Regions from separate parts of the Homo sapiens genome. Here region 2 is linked to region 1. Evidence: chromatin loops called from intact Hi-C (ENCODE). Cell type or tissue: GM12878. All regions are shown on one strand. Region 1 overlaps RNF169 (ring finger protein 169). Region 2 overlaps RNF169 (ring finger protein 169).

Region 1 (8,000 bases):
AAACTTTCTATATTTTCCAGACTAGTTTATACATCAAAGCATTTTCCACAATGCTGAATACAGAATGAGTATCCCTTATCTGAAATGTTGGGGACCATCAGTGTTTCGGACTGTCTTTGGATTTTTTAGTATTTGTATATACATAATTAATTATCTTAAGGATGGAAACCAAGTCTAAATACGAAATTGATTTATGTTTTTTGTTTTAAATTATTTTATAGAGAGAAGGTCTTGATGTTGTCCAAGCTGGTCTCGAACCCCTGGCCTCAAGCAATCCTCCTACCTCGGCCTCCCAAAGTATTGGGATCATAGGCATGAGCCACCATGCCCAGCCCATTTATGTACCATATATACCTTATATACACAGCCTGGAGGTAATTTTGTATATTTTATTTTTTTTGGAGACAAAGTCTTGCCCTGTCACCCAGGTTAGAGTTTAGTGATGCAATCATAGCTCTCTGCAGCCCCAAACTCCTGGGCTCAAGCAATCCTCCCACCTCAGCCTCCTGAGTAGCTGGGACTATAGGTGTGCACCAACATACCTGGCTAATTTTTTTACTTTTGTAGAGACAAGGGTCTCCTTATATTGCCCAGGCTGGTATTGAACTCCTGGCCTCAAGTGATCATCCCACCTCAGCCTCCAGAGTAGCTGGGATTACAGGCACAAGCCATAATAGCGACCAGTTAATAATTAAAATAGTTTTGTGCATAAAACAAAGTCTGTGTTAAGTACTTATATGTAGAATTTTCCACTTGTCATGTCATGTCAGCACTTATAGTTTCAGATTTTTGGCACATTTTCGATTTCAGATTTTCAATTAGGGATGTTCAATCGGTAGTAGACAGAGCCAAAGACTCAAAAGCAAGCCAAGTCCAAGACTATATAAAACTAGCCCAAATCTACTTTAAGTGATGGCAAAAAAAATTACTACAACTAGTATTTCCCCAACCAGTAACCTTAATGTTAGTATGACTAAGTATCAAAAATGCACATGGAGGCCAGGCACGGTGGTTCACGCCTGTAATCCCAGCACTTTGAGAGGTCGAGGCGGGGGGGATCACCTGAGGTCAAGAGTTCGGGACCAGCCTGGCCAACACGGTGAAACCCTGTCTCTACTAAAAATAAAAAAAATTAGCCAGACATGGGGGCACTGGCCTGTAATCCCAGCTACTCGGGAGGCTGAGGCAGGAGAATCCCTTGAACCCAGGAGGCAGAGGTTGTAGTGAGCTGAGATCGTGCCACTGCACTCCAGCCTAAGCAACAGAGCAAGACTCCATCTCAAAAAAAACAAAAACAAAACAAAACGAAAAATGCATGTGGTAACGTGCAAAAACAGGAAGAAACAATGGGTAAGAGAAACCTGCAACTGTAAGGTGAAAACATACTGATTTAATTCATTTATTATAGAATTCTGTTCTTCCTAGTCATTTATCTAATGAAAACACACTAGCCAAGAGGCTAAACGTATGCCAAGTACTGTGTAACACAGGAAATAAACATACTCATGTACATTATTCATGGAGGAACTGCGAGCCATTATTTTGAAAAAAATAGCGAGCTACTGGTAGATATGTTTAGATGTCAGTAACCATGTATCCCCACAATTTAACAGTTTGGGGGATATCTTTCATATCTACAGCTAAAATGAACAAATGGCCTCAGTAATACTAAGCCTGGCCTCTACCTTCTCCTATGAATTATAATTCTTATATCCATAACCTGCTTTCTACCAAGATGAGATAAATATTTCCAGCCCCTTGAAAAGCTAGTGGCAATTTATAAGCAAACTGGCAGCTTACTGTTCCTGCAGTATACATCAAAAAAGAAATACGATGGCTATCGCTTAGACTCTCAAGTTCTGCCCAAGGCCCAGGAATGGGCTCTCCAAGAGTACCCTGAACTCAAATTCTGAGTAAAATCTGTTCTGCTCTTGGTTCTTACAATTGTACTTTCCCTTTTTCATGCACTCTATTTCCTTCCTTTCATTATCAAACTGTGAAACAGTAGTCTAAAGCCAGGTATGGTGGCTCACACCTGTAATCCCAGCACTTTGAGAGACTGAGGCAGGAGGATTGCTTGAACCCAGGAGTTCAAGACCAACCTGGGCAACATGGTGAGACCCTGTATAGTACTAAAAATACAAAAAATTAGTTGGGCACGGTGGCACATGCCTGTAGTCCCAGTTACTTTGGAGGTGGGAGGATCGCTTCAGCCTGAAAAGTAGAGGCTGTAATGTGCCATGATTTCATCACTGAACTCCAGCCTGGATGTCAGAGGGAGACCTTGTTGGGGGGTACAAGGAGAGTAGAGTCTACATTGGCTGATTGTTTCTTCATTTCTCACTCAAGCTATTGAAATGACTCCTATCTTCCGTACTTTTACTTATATAAATGGCATCAAAGGATACATATTCTTTTGCAACTTTTCCTTTTGCAAGTATTTTTTCCAGATTTATCCATGTTGATATATACCCAGTTCATTCATTCTAACAGCTGTAGAAACTAATTTATCCCTTCTCCTATCAAAGACAACTGTTACTACATTTTCTAGTACTACAGTGCTGTAATGTGAGCATCATTGTGTGTGTGCATATGTACACAAGAGTTTCACTATGGCACACACCTATTAATGGAATCTCTGCATAGCAAGGAATCTATCTCTTCAACCTTACTAGATATGGCCAAACTGCTCTCCAACGTGGTTGTATGGCAACTTATACTCCTCCAGCAGTATATAGGTGCTCATTATTTATAATTAATCAATTACAAATTATAGCAGTCTGATGGCATATCACTGGTTTAATTTGCATTTCCCTGATTGCTAATGCTGTTGCGTATCATTCTAGATGTTTACCAGACTTTCAGTTTCCTTCTTCTATGAAATGCCTATTCAAATCTTCTCACCATTTTTCTAATAAGCTATCTGTCATCATAATGATTTGTAGTTCATATATGTTGGATATCAATCTTTTGTCAGTTACTTCACTGCAACTATCTTCTCCCAGCCTCTGGTTGGTCTTCTTACTTAATCTCTTTTTCTGTTTCTGGTGTGTTTGTTTTGTTTTGTTTCTTTTGAGGCAGGGTCTCGCTTCTGTCACCCAGGCTAGAGCACTCACTGCAGCCCGAAACTCCTGGACTCAAAGTATTCTTCCACCTCAGCCTCCTGAATAGCTGGGTCTACAGGCACACCCCACCATGCCTGCCTAAATTTTTATATTTTTTTGTAGAGACAAGGTCTCCCTATGTTGCCCAGGCTGGTGTTGAACTCCTGGCCTCAAGCAATCCTCTCACCTCAACCTCCCAAAGTCCTGGGATTATAGGCATGAGCCACCACGCCTGGCCCAATTTTTAACTTTAATGTGGTCAAATTATCAATCTTTACATTTTTTGTTTGTTTGAAAGCCTTTCTCTACTCCATTTTCATAGAGATAGTCCTAGCATTTTCTAAGTTTTACAGTTTGACCTTTAATCCATTTACAACCTTTTTTTTTTTTTTTTAAGACAGAGTCTAGCTCTGTCACCCAGACTGCAGTGCAGTGGCGTGATCTCAGCTCACTACAGCCACCGCTTCCCAGGTTAAAGCGAATCTCCTGTCTCAGCATCCTGAGTAGCTGGGACTACAGGCATGCGCCATCACGCCTGACTAATTTTTGTATTTTCAGTAGAGACGGGGTTTCCCCATGTTGGCCAGGCTGGTCGCAAACTCCTGACCTTGAGTGATCCGCCCACCTCAGCCTCCTGAAGTGCTGGGATTACAGGCGTGAGCCACCATGCCTGGCTCTACAAATAATTTTTTGCATATGGTGCTAAAGATCTATTTTTTTCTCTAAGGTTAGCTAACCACCCATGAAAAGTAAAAATGACACCTTTACCCTAGTGATTTGTAATGGCCACTCATTATCCACCAAATTTAAATATATGAGGGCATGTTTCTATGCTCTTTAATTTTAACATTAATTATTCAACCACCCTGATACCAATACTTCACTGTCTTAATTAACATGGCTTTAAACAGCTTGATATTTGAGAAAGCAAATCCACCCATCGTGTTCTTCAAAATGGTCTTGACTATTCTTGGCCACTAATCATCCTTATTGATAAATTCCACTTAAAAAGCAAAGACAGTGGCTGGGCACAGTGGCTCACACCTGTAATCTCAAGACCTTGGACAGGCCAAGGCAGGGGGATATCCTGAAGCCAGGAGTTCAAGACCTGCCCTGGCAACATACTGAAACCCCATCTCTATTTTTAAAAAATAAAAAAGAATGGGGAGGCCGAAGTGGGCGGATCACGAGGTCAGGAGATTGAGACCATCCTGGCTAACACGGTGAAACCCCGTCTCTACTAAAAAAAAAAAAATACAAAAAATTAGCCAAGTATGGTGGCGGGCACCTGTAGTCCAAGCTATTCGGGAGGCTGAGGCAGGAGAATGGCGTGAACCCAGGAGGCGGAGGTTGCAGTGAGCCAAGATCGCGCCACTGCACTCCAGCCTGGGCGACAGAGCGAGACTCCATCTCAAAAAATAAATAAAAATAAAAATAAAAAAGAATTATCCAGACGTGGTGGCCCGTGCCTGTAGTCCCAGCTACTCGGGAGGCTTGAACCTGGCAGGTGGAGGTTGCAGTGAGCCAAAATCACGCCACCGAACTCCAGTCTGGGTGACAGAGTGAGACTCTGTCTCAAAAAAAATAAAAATAAAAAAAGAAACTTTCTCCTATTCCACATGTTCTAGTTTTTTTTAAATAATAAATGATAAATTTTGTCAAATGCTTTTTTAAGCCATCTATTGCAATGACCATATAGTTTTACTCTCCTTTAGTTTATTAATATGGGGAACTACATTAGATTCCTAATGTTAAGCCAAACTCCTATTCTTTGAATAACTGCTACTTGGTTGTGATTTTTTAAAAATATACTACTCGATTCAGTCTGTGTTTCACCTGAGATTTTAAAAATCTGTGTTCATGCCAGGTGTGGTGATTCATGCCTGTAATCCCAGCACTTTGGGAAGCAGAGGCAGGAGAATTGCTTGAGGTCAGAAGTTAAGACCAGCCTGGGCAATACAGTGAGATCCCCATCTCCACAAAAAATAGAAAAAAAGAAATAAAAAGACAAAAAATAAAAATCTGTGTTCATGAGAGTGGCCTGTACTTTTCCTTTCTCATACAGTTCTTGTGTGATTTTGTTAACTTGTGTGATTTTGTTATCAAGTTGTAAAAGCCCCCAAAACAAGTCTGGAAACGTTTTATTTATTCCCTGGAACCATCCATCCTTCAATATTTGGGTAACCCATAAAACCATCTGTGCCTGGTACTTCTTCAATGGACAGAATTTCTTCTTGCTTTTTTTATGGAAAAGTTTCAAATATATTATTAGAGAAACCAGTATAATGAACTACCACAGATCATCCAGCTTCAGCAATCAATCATTAGCAATCTTATTTTCTATCCTCCCCTAATCAATACCTGCTCCCTATCTCCTGGAACAAATTTGAAGTTATTTTGAAGCAAATCCCAGGCATCATATCATCTTAGCTATAAATATTTTTAACATCTAAGAGAAGGATTATTTTAAAATATATAACCAGAAAACTATTGTCACACTAAAAATATAAGTCTTTAATACCAACAAATATCCAGCCGGCATTCAAATTCTCATCAAATGTTTTCATACAGTTTTTTCAAATCAGGATCCAAGTAAGTTCATACACTTAAACTGATTGTATCTTTTAATCCATGAATCACCCCTCTGTTGCTTTTTTCCTAATTTATTTGTGGAAGAAAGTAGGCCATTTGTCCCACAGTTTTCCCATATTCTGCATTTTGCTCATTGTGTCCACGCGGTGGTATTGCTTTGTGGGGAGATTTTACTCTTTGCTAATTAGTTACATTTCTAGTCATACTTTCTATTTATTCTTGAGTCAGCTGCCATGTTACACTTTTCCACAAAACTATTTTATCCAATTTTTCAAATTCATGGGCAGAAAGTTTTCCATATTCTATATTTATAGGTTTTTTTAAATCTTCATTATATCTATAGTTGTATTTTTTCATTCCTAATATTTATGCCTTTTCTTTGATCAATCTTGCCAGAGGTTAGGGTTATAGATCTTAATCTTTTCAATGAATTAGATTTTGGCCTTGCTAATTCTTTTGTTTTCTATTCCATTAATTTCTGCTCTTTATTCTTTCCTATCTTCTACTTCTTTTGGGGTTAATCTGCTGTTACTTTTTTTAACTTCTTCAGTTGACCACTTGGTTTTGGGTTTTTTTGTTTTTGTTTTTGTTTTTTTTTTTTTGAGATGTTGCCCAGGCTGCGGTTGTTGCCCAGGCTGGAGTGCAATGGCGCAATCTCAGCTCACTGTAACCTCCACATCCTGGGTTCAAGCGATTCTCCTGCCTCAGCCTCCCAAGTAGCTGGGATTACAGGCACCCACCACCACACTTGGCTAATTTTTTGTATTTTTAGTAGAGATGGGGTTTCACCATGTTGGCCAGGCTGGTCTCAAACTCCTGACCTCAGGTGATCCACCCGCCTTGGCCTCCCAAAGTGCTGGGATTGCAGGCGTGAGCCACCGCACCCGGCTGGTTTTGTTCTTTACCCACGTTATTTAAATTTTGTTTTTTTCAATTTCCAAACATGGATTGGAGGGGGAATTGGTTATATTTTCACTATTAATTTCTAATTTTATTATACTACGGTCAGATAAGATATCTTATATATCTTTCATATGTGTCGAAACTTCCTTTGTGCCTAAATGAATCTAGGAAAATTACGTAAATGTTGCATATTAGTTTAAAAAGGATGCATGTTCTCTAATTTAAGTGTATGGTTCTACATATGTGTAGAGATCAAGTTATATATTGTATTTCTTTTCAGGATTAACCCCATTCGTTGAGACAGGATCTCGCTCTGTCACCTAGGTTGGAGTACAGTGGCACGAACACAGCTTACTGCAGTCTTGACCTCCTGGGCTCAAGCAGTCCTCCTGCCTCAGCCTCCTGTATTGCTGGGACCACAGGCGCACACCACCACATCTGGCTAACTTGATTTTTAGTAGAGACAGGGTCTCATTTTTTTGCCCAGGCTGATCTCGAACTCCTGGACTCAAATGATCCTCCCACCTCGGCCTCCCAAAGTGCTAAGATTAGGCATGAACCACCGTGTCCAGTCTACCTGTAAATGTTTAATGTGCATCTGACTTAAAGCCTAAAGTTGATCAATATCTCTGTCTTCCTATTGAACTACGTTACGTATAGACAGAACTTTAGAAATCTGTAATGAGAATCACTTTTCTCCCCGCTTACATTTTATCTTTGCCTAGTATTTTAGTTTTACCTTGGTTTTAGCCCCTACAAATCAGTGATAATTATTTTGTTTTATACAGTCAACACTGGCTTAGTCTACCTACTGACTTCTTTCTTCATCACAACTTCTTATATCCTACTTTCTCCCCTAAGTTACATTTCTTTCTTCCTGCACTATATGCTTTAGGTTTATAATAAGTTCTTTTAGAAACACTGTGGTAAATTCTCTTTTTCCTGTCTGAAAATATTTTTATTTTTGCCCTTACTTTTTTCTTCTTTTGAGATGGAGTTTTGCTCATGGTTGCCCAAGCTGGAGTGCAATGGTAGGATTTTGGCTCACCGCCTCCTGGGTTCAGCGATTCTCCTGCCTCAGACTCCCAATGATTACAGGCATGCGCCACCACACCCGGCTAATTTTTTGTATTTAGTAGAGACAGGGTTTCAACATGTTAGTCAGGCTGGTCTTGAACTCCTGACCTTGAGCGATCCGCCCACCTCGGCCTCCCAAAGTGCTGGGACTATAGGCGTGCGCTACCGCACCCAGCGCCCTTACTCTTGAATAACTCACCTGAGTATGAAATTCAGATCTCTCTCAAGGCTGAAGAAATTATTCAGTTTTCTTCTGGTCTCTCTTGTAGGTTAAAAGATATATGCTCTCAGTCTGATTATTGCTCCTCTGTCTTTCATTTTTGG
Region 2 (8,000 bases), 49 kb before region 1:
CAGGCCTTTCTGAAGACTATGAGAATATTTCTGTTCTAAAATGGCAGAGATATTACTGACGCTTCTACCACCATTCTCCTTAAGCTCCACATTGCTTCTCCTTAAGCTATCTTCCTTTTCCAGCCATATTCCATTACTTTTAATAAGATTTGTCCTCTTAATAAGCAGGCTGGTAAACACTTGACTTGTTCCAATTCCTGAATCCCTCCCCAAACACACACACACCCCAGGCCATCATCAAGCCTTGCTGTTTCAACTCACTGCTTCATCATCTTCTCATAATCTCCTCTCCCTCAAGCCACTGTTTGACTATTCCCCACACACAACTTAAGTCTGATCTTTATTGTTACAACCTCCTAACGGCCCCCACCCCCTTTCTTTTCATGCCCTGGCCTCATTTCCTCCATCCTTCAAAACTCTGGTTTAAGCCACCTCTAGATATTTCCATTTTAGAGGAAGAATCTTAAGAAATCATAGAGTAAACCCCCCTGCCCTAGCTTGTAGGTAAGGCATAACTCTGCAATTTTACCTAGATGAGACTGAAGGAGAGCCAACTGATTTTACTCAAGGTCACAATGCTACTTCTTCCCTAAAACTCCACCCCTTAGTTCTCTGCATCTGCTTCTTTTCCTCAATCCTGAAGCTAGTATTCCAATATCACATCACTTATGCATCTGCTTGGTTTCTGTTACCTGAATGCTTTTGTATTTCATCTGTGAATTTTAAGGAAGGGTACCTATTTCCCAGAGGGTCTTCAGATTTCAATTCACTCTAACACTGGCTGGACATGTGTTTAGTATCTCTGACTCTGTCAGTAAGTCTCTGTCTATATCTGTCCTTATACATACACTGTATAGAACGCACAGCCACTTTAAGTCCCCTGATGTGCCACACTCTGATCCACCAGAGACTCAGGCTTAAAAGTATCTGCACGTTAGAAAACAAAACAATGTAGCTACGGTTAATTTCTACTAAGTAGAACACAGATCTTTCTTTTATAGCATCTATAAAAAGTATCAATATAAACTATTGCTAAAGCATTCGAAGGCTAAAAAGCAACTTCATAACATAAAAATTTTATCAATGTGGTCACTAGACTTCCCCCTAAATCCCATATTAATCCTATGGAATCTAATCTAAAAAACAGCCATCAGCCAATCTAAGCTCCTAGAGCCCTCCCTCCTAGAGGCCCTCTGCTGCATGTTTGACAGTCAGTTCTGACAAAGCCCCAGTTTAACCTACCAACAGGCACAAGGCCTGTCTTATTCAAACATTCCACAAATATTTACTGAGCCCTTACTAAGTGCCAGACACTGTACTAAGTATTATAATGATGAACAAGATGCTATCCCTGCCTTTGATGAGTTTAAAGTCTAGAGGAGAAGGTGAACAGAGGCAGCATGAGGATCTATAAGAAGGTATGGAGTACAGTAGAAAGAGCAGTAAACTCAGAGCCAAGAAGCCTCAGTTCTAACTCAGTTTCCTCCTGTTTTAGCAGTCTAAGATTTGGCAAGCCATGTTCTCTCTCTGGGCTTTAGTCTTCCATTTATAAAACAAATGGACTGAATAAGATGATATTTAAGGTCCTTTTCAGCTACAAGAGTCCATGTTCCAAGAGAAGATAAAAATTGCAGCAGCAGCAGCAGCAATATTCACTGAAGACTTAGCATGTGCCAGAATCTTGCTAGGAACCATTTACTTAAGATTCCATTTTGTATGAAATGGCATTACCGGCATTACTACATCACTTTAAAAAAAAAAAAAACTGGAAAGAAGACTGGTTTGATTATGTTTCTTTGTATGGTTACACTCTATTTACAAGAAGAATCTGAAGTGATTTACAGTACAAATACATAATGACAAATAAAGACATTAAGTAATCCATGTAAGAAGGGTAGAGCAGAAATTATTTTTTAAATAATTAGGCAACAGAGAGAGCTCCTGTCTCAAAACAAAAACAACAAACAAACAAAAAAGCCCCAAAATGAAAGGGTCTGGGTGTGTATTCACAGGAGCAGCAAGAGAGAGAGATCTACTAAATAATACTGGTGGAAAGGAAGAGTTGAACCCTAGAGATAAGGGTGAGCAATACCAGCTTTAAACAAAACAGGAAATGAACTGGGGTGAAGATTGTTTCTTTGGCCAGACACAGTGGCTCACACCTATAATTCCAGCATTTTGGGAGGCTGAAGCATGAGGACTGCTTGAGCCCAGGAGTTCAAGACCAGCCTGGGCAACACAAGGAGACCTCGTCTCTACAAAAAACGTTTTAAAAATTAGCCAGACATGGTGGCACACAGCTATGGTCTCAGCTATTCAGGGCTGAGATGGGAGGATCATCTGAGCTCAGGAGATTGAGGCTACAGTGAACCATGATTGCCCAATTATACTCCAGCCTGGACAACAGAGTGAGACACTGTCTAAAAAAAAAAGATTGTATCTTTACATCTGTATATTAAAACAGAGCACGGCATGTAGCAGCTGTTCACAAAATGTCTGTTGAATGAATGTATGCATGAGTCCTCCTTCTTTCCTCCATTTCTTCTTTGCTTCCCTTCCTTCCTCCTATCTATTCATCTTTCCTTTCCTCCACCTAGCCCTTCATTATCCTTCTAGCACCCATCATCTATCCAATTCCCTCTTCCTTTCCTTCCCAGGGCCTACAAAGTCTAAAGGATCAAGAGATTCCTTGACAAAGGTCTTAAAAACTTTTCAGTTTGCTCTCTTGAAACCTATAAAGATATATTTTAGGTCTAGGCATTGAAAAGAAAATCAGTTCTGCCCTCACTTCCTACTAAGTCCAGAGGGAGAGTCTGTGCATATTGTCAGACTGAAGAAGACTTTGTTGTTTCCTCCCAAGATAAAAGGGTCACACTTTGCAGCACAGCAATTAGCACAATCCTATCCTGAGGATATCAGAAAAGGGGTGTTACTTTTCCTGAAAAATTCAGGTCAGCCCTTTTTCCCTAGTCCATATTTGAAAACCAATTCCCACCTCTTTTCTCCCCTTCCACCTCCCCACCAAAGTAGCCACAACAAATACCTTTGCTCCCCCAGTCCCTTTTATCTCATACCCCAAAACCAAAGACCCCTGACTGAATTCAGCATCAGTCTCTTACCCTGCCAGGAAAGCTAAGGAGTAGGAGTTGTTCTTGGAAACAAATGCCGAGCGATGTGTCTGTGTCATCTGGCCTCGAGAAGGTTCTTCATTCTCTGAATCTGAGAGACGTGCAGGACACTGGCAGGGAGACAAGGGAGACAACACTGTCCATTTGGAGTTCCCAAGGCATCTACTCTAGCTATAGGTTCAAATCTCTTTCTCTATGTCGCTTCTCTGTGAGCTCCAACCTATGTTTCCAACTGCCTCCTGGAGATACCAATCTCAAATGTGGTTCAAATTCAATATATCCAAAATCAAACTCACTATATTTCTCTTCTGTAAGCCCCATCACCAACCCATCTAGAAAACTAAATGCCATCTATTTCTGTCCCTTACTTCTAATTCATAGTAACATTTGGATAGTGGCTTTAGGTACTCCAACACTTCTAAATATTTTATTTCATTTACTGTTTATGTCACTCCCATTAAAAGCAGGATGATTATCTGTCTTTTACAGATAGCAAACTGAGGCTCAGAGTAGTTAATTTTCCTAGAATTACAGGGTTAATACATGGATAAAACTAGTTCTTAAATTAAGAGCATTAGTCTCCAAATTGTCTCCATGCTATTTCCACTCTATTCTATTCTACTTCTAGAAAGTCTCTCAGATCTAACTCTTCCCATTTATATTCATGGTCATTGCCTTACCTTAGATTCTTATCATCTTTTGCCTGGACTACTGCAACAATCTACTTACTGGTCTCATTCTCTTCAGGCTTTCTTCTCTCTAATAATACCCTCCACACCATCAAGAATTATCTTTCCAGCAATCACTCCCCTGCTTAACGGCTGGTGACTTCAGGGTAAGGTCTAAATGCCTCAGCCTGATACTACAACCTTCACAAACTAGACTTAACCTTGTTTCACAGCTTTTCCCCTACCAGTTCCCACACATGGAACTCCCTGAGCTCTAGTACAACCAAACTACTTTTTACTCTCCACACGTACCACAGTCTTTCAAAACCTCTATCTACCCATTTGGATATGCTACACCCTTTGCCTAAAATTCCGTCTCTGCTCTCTGCCTATAAAATACTAATTGGCCTTTCAGAGTCATCTAAAATATCACTTTTTCTGCAAAGGCTTCCAAATTATCCTAGAGTTAGTTTTTCCATCTTGTTTATATCCATTCATTTATCGTTGTTTTACTTTGGAGTCCCTTTTTAGAGTCTTTCCAATTACATTAGAAACATCTTAGAGGTATGTCTTTAACATATAATGTAATGAAGTTTTGCCTCATTATTAAACATGAGAGTCTTTTTCTTTTAATGGATAGCAACTAATCACACTGAACTGTAGCTTCTTATTTAGGGATCTGTTCTGCTTTATGCAATGAGCCCTGTGAGAGCAAGTGACCATCTTTTTAAAAAATTTCCAATACTGTTACATAGTAGATAAATAAGAACTGTCTGCTCAGCTGATGATTAACCAATTATCTAATGATCAAATGATTATCAAAGTAAGAGTTGTAGATGTAGGCACGCAAGGCATCATATGGCTCCGAGTACCCTGCATTCCTGAAATGCTTTGTTTTTCTCTAGGCTGACAGGCACAGCGACACAATAGACTATATTTGCTAACAGCTGGCCTTTGAGAGAGATTTGAAGAATTACAATTTACAGAGAGGCCTTTCAATTTTGTAGGGTATCATTCCTCAGAGAACTCTGTTGTACAAAATATTCAATGAAGAAACTTTAATAGCACCAACCCATTATCAAATTTTATATAATATTCTCTTCTCAACTCTAGAAAAAAGATAAGCTTTGATACCAATAGACTCAATAGGGAATAATGGCAATTTCTGTCTATATAAACCTCTCTTCATAATTAAATCAGTACCAAGTAAAAAGTGTTCAAATCCTAGCTCTGTCAGCTATCACTGTCACTGTGGGTTAGTTGTTGCTTTATCTTCCTGAGCCTCAGTTTCCTCATCTGTAAAATAAAGACTACTCTACTATATAGATTGTGACAGGCCATTAAAAATACCTAGCGTACATTAACTAACAAGTAATAAGTGCTCAAAAAGATAGATTTTATTTGTATTAACTTCAAAACTATTAATCTTTTAAGAAAAATTTCCGTTTTATAACAGATATATGCCAAGTTCCTTTTTTTTTGGAGACCGAGTTTCACACTGTTGCCCAGGCTGGAGTACAGTGGCACGATCCCGGCACACTGCAACCTCCGCCTCCCGGGTTCAAGTGATTCTCCTGCCTCAGCCTCCTGAGTAGCTGGGATTACAGGTGCCCACCATCACACCCGGCTAATTTTTCTATTTTTGGTAGAGACAGGGTTTCACCATGCTGGCCAGGCTGGTCTTGAACTCCTGACCTCAAGTGATCTGCCCGCCTCGGCCTCCCAAAGTGCTGGGATTACAGGTGTGAGCCACCGCGCCCAGCGCCAAGTTCCTTTCAATTATTGCAAAATAAACTACATTACAAATATATAACTAATTGTTCAGACAAAAGCTCTCCCACCCCTCTACATTTCTATTCCCAATATTTACCCCTCATCTTTCATCTTTGATAAAAATAAGCCCCAAGGTACTATGGATTCCTAAAATGGTACAAAGCATGCATAAATTAAATCCTTGCAGTGACATCTAAAACAATGTTGTACCTAAAAAAAAGGAAAAGAAAGATAATACTCAAAGTTGGCAAGATGTGAGGAAATTAGTTTAGTACTCCTCACATACTACTGGTGGGAGCATAATAAACCTATAATAAATATAAACCTTCTGGAGGGCAACTGTAATAAACACCAAAAATGTTAAAAAGAACACTCTTTTTGACCTGGTCACTCTACTTCTAGTAATTTATTCTAAGGAACTAATAAGAAAAAAATGAGACAAATGGATTCCATCACAATGGTGTTTAAGATAGCAAAATATCAATAAAAGATTACTTAAATAAATTCTACAATCAAGAATATTATAAGACCACTGAATAATGATGTGGATTCTTTATTTACACACACAAAAACAGGCCGGGCATGGTGGCTCACACCTATAATCCCAGCACTTTGTGAGGCTGAGATGGGTGGATCACTTGAGCCCCGGAGTTCAAGACCAGCTTGGGCAACACAGTGAGACCCTGTCTCTACAAAAACAAAAACTTGAAAAAAAAACTAGTCAGGCATGTAATAGGCGCCTGTGGTCCCAGCTACTTCAGAGGCTGAAGTAAAAGGATCGCTTGAGCCCAGGGGCTTGAGGCTACAGTGAACTATGATCACACCACTACACTCCAGCCTGGGTGACACAGTGAGACCCTGTCTCAAAAAAAAAAAAAAAAAAAGGCAAGAAAGAAAGAACACCTACAATTTATTTTTTTTGTTTGTTTGTTTTTGAGACAGAGTCTCACTCTGTCACCCAGGCTGGAGTATAGTAGCATGATCTCAGCTCACTGCAACCTCCACCTCCCGGGTTCAAGCAATTCTCCTGCCTCAGCCTCCCAGCCTCCCAAGTAACTGGGACTACAGACACGTGCCACCATGGCCAGCTAACTTTTGTATTTTTTATTAGAGAAGGGGTTTTGCCATGTTGGTCAGGCTGGTCTTGAACTACTGACCTCAGGTGATCTGCCCACCTCAGCCTCCCAAAGTGCTGGGATTACGGGTGTGAGCCACCACGTCTGGCCAATACCCACAACTTAAGATGAACTAAAACAGGTTATAAAACAGCATCTAGGCCGGGCGCAGTGGCTCATGCCTGTAATCCCAGCACTTTGGGAGGCTGAGGCGGGCGGATCACGAGTTCAAGAGATCGAGACCATCCTGGCTAACATGGTGAAACGCCATCTCTACTAAAAATACAAAAGATTAACTGGGCGTGGTGGCACGTGCCTGTAGTCCCAGCTACACAGGAGGCTGAGGCAGGAGAATTGATTGAACCTGGGAGGCAGAGGTGGTAGTAAGCCGAGATCACGCCACTGTACCACTCCAGCCTGGCGACAGAGCGAGACTCCGTCTCAAAAAAGAAAAACAGTATGTATACTAGGTTACATTTTCTGAAAAGAAAAACAATATATGGTGTGTATTTATATGTTCTTAGAAATGAATGTATCTATATGTTCTATATGTTCATATGGTACATATCTATAAGGATATGTATCAAAACGTTTATAGGGCTCATTTCTAGGTTGTGGGATGACAAGTAATTTTTCCCTTTTTGTTTTCTAGTCTTTAGTATAACCATAACTGCTGTATCCAATTGTTTTCTAATAATTCGCATTATTATTGGATTAAATGTACCATAACAAATTGTAATAAATTAAACACTGTGCTCACTTTATTTCTATTCTAAAAAAATAACAGATGATAATCTGCTTCTAGAGTAAGCTCCTTCCTCCTTCCATTCAAATTTAATTTCATAAACATGTATCAGACACTTCCAATGTGCAGGGTACTACAGGAGATTTAAATGGATAAGACATTTCCTATACTCAACAAACTTACAATCTAGTAGAGAAACACAAACACAAAAAACCATGATGTAAAGGAAAATGACAGAACTCTTGTAAAAGTTACAAAGTGGGGGTTTGGGGGAGTGGCTGATAGAAGTGGAGAAACAGAAGAGGAACTCCTATAGGCTTCATGAATGTGATAGCTTTTGAACTGGACATGGAGAGATAAATAACCTTCCAACAGGTAAGCTGGATGGCATTTCAATGAGATGAAAATTGCAAGAGCAAAGACCTTGAAAAGGGAAAGCACAGTGTATGTATTTGGGGGAAAGCAAATATATACTCCTTAGAGTTTTGGGGTATAAGCAAGGATGAAAACATAAGCTAGAATCACACTGAGGGCCTAAATGTTGGGGTGAAGAGTCTTCATTTAATTTCAC

The links. Peaks named below come from ENCODE experiments on the same cell type or tissue, not always from the same donor. Only the 100,000 strongest peaks of a DNase experiment are listed, where the experiment ranks them.
Region 2: a loop joins it to region 1, with 4 times the contacts of the local background. A loop is called at or near these places in 6 of 110 quality-filtered maps.

What each region holds. Positions count from the first base shown.
Region 1 is chr11:74,764,105-74,772,104 of GRCh38, reverse strand. All of the region lies in intron 1 of RNF169 (ring finger protein 169), which reads right to left. Among named protein-coding and RNA genes, the nearest start is that of RNF169, 19 kb to the right of the region's middle. RefSeq lists a silencer at 3,598-3,687. In GM12878, no CTCF peak of the experiment used is centred here; a DNase peak (open chromatin) is centred at 3,594; H3K27ac peaks cover 925 bases.
Region 2 is chr11:74,812,834-74,820,833 of GRCh38, reverse strand. It overlaps RNF169 (ring finger protein 169), which reads right to left. Exons shown (of 6, transcript NM_001098638.2): 4 at 3,120-3,238. Among named protein-coding and RNA genes, the nearest start is that of RNF169, 68 kb to the right of the region's middle. In GM12878, no CTCF peak of the experiment used is centred here; no DNase peak of the experiment used is centred here.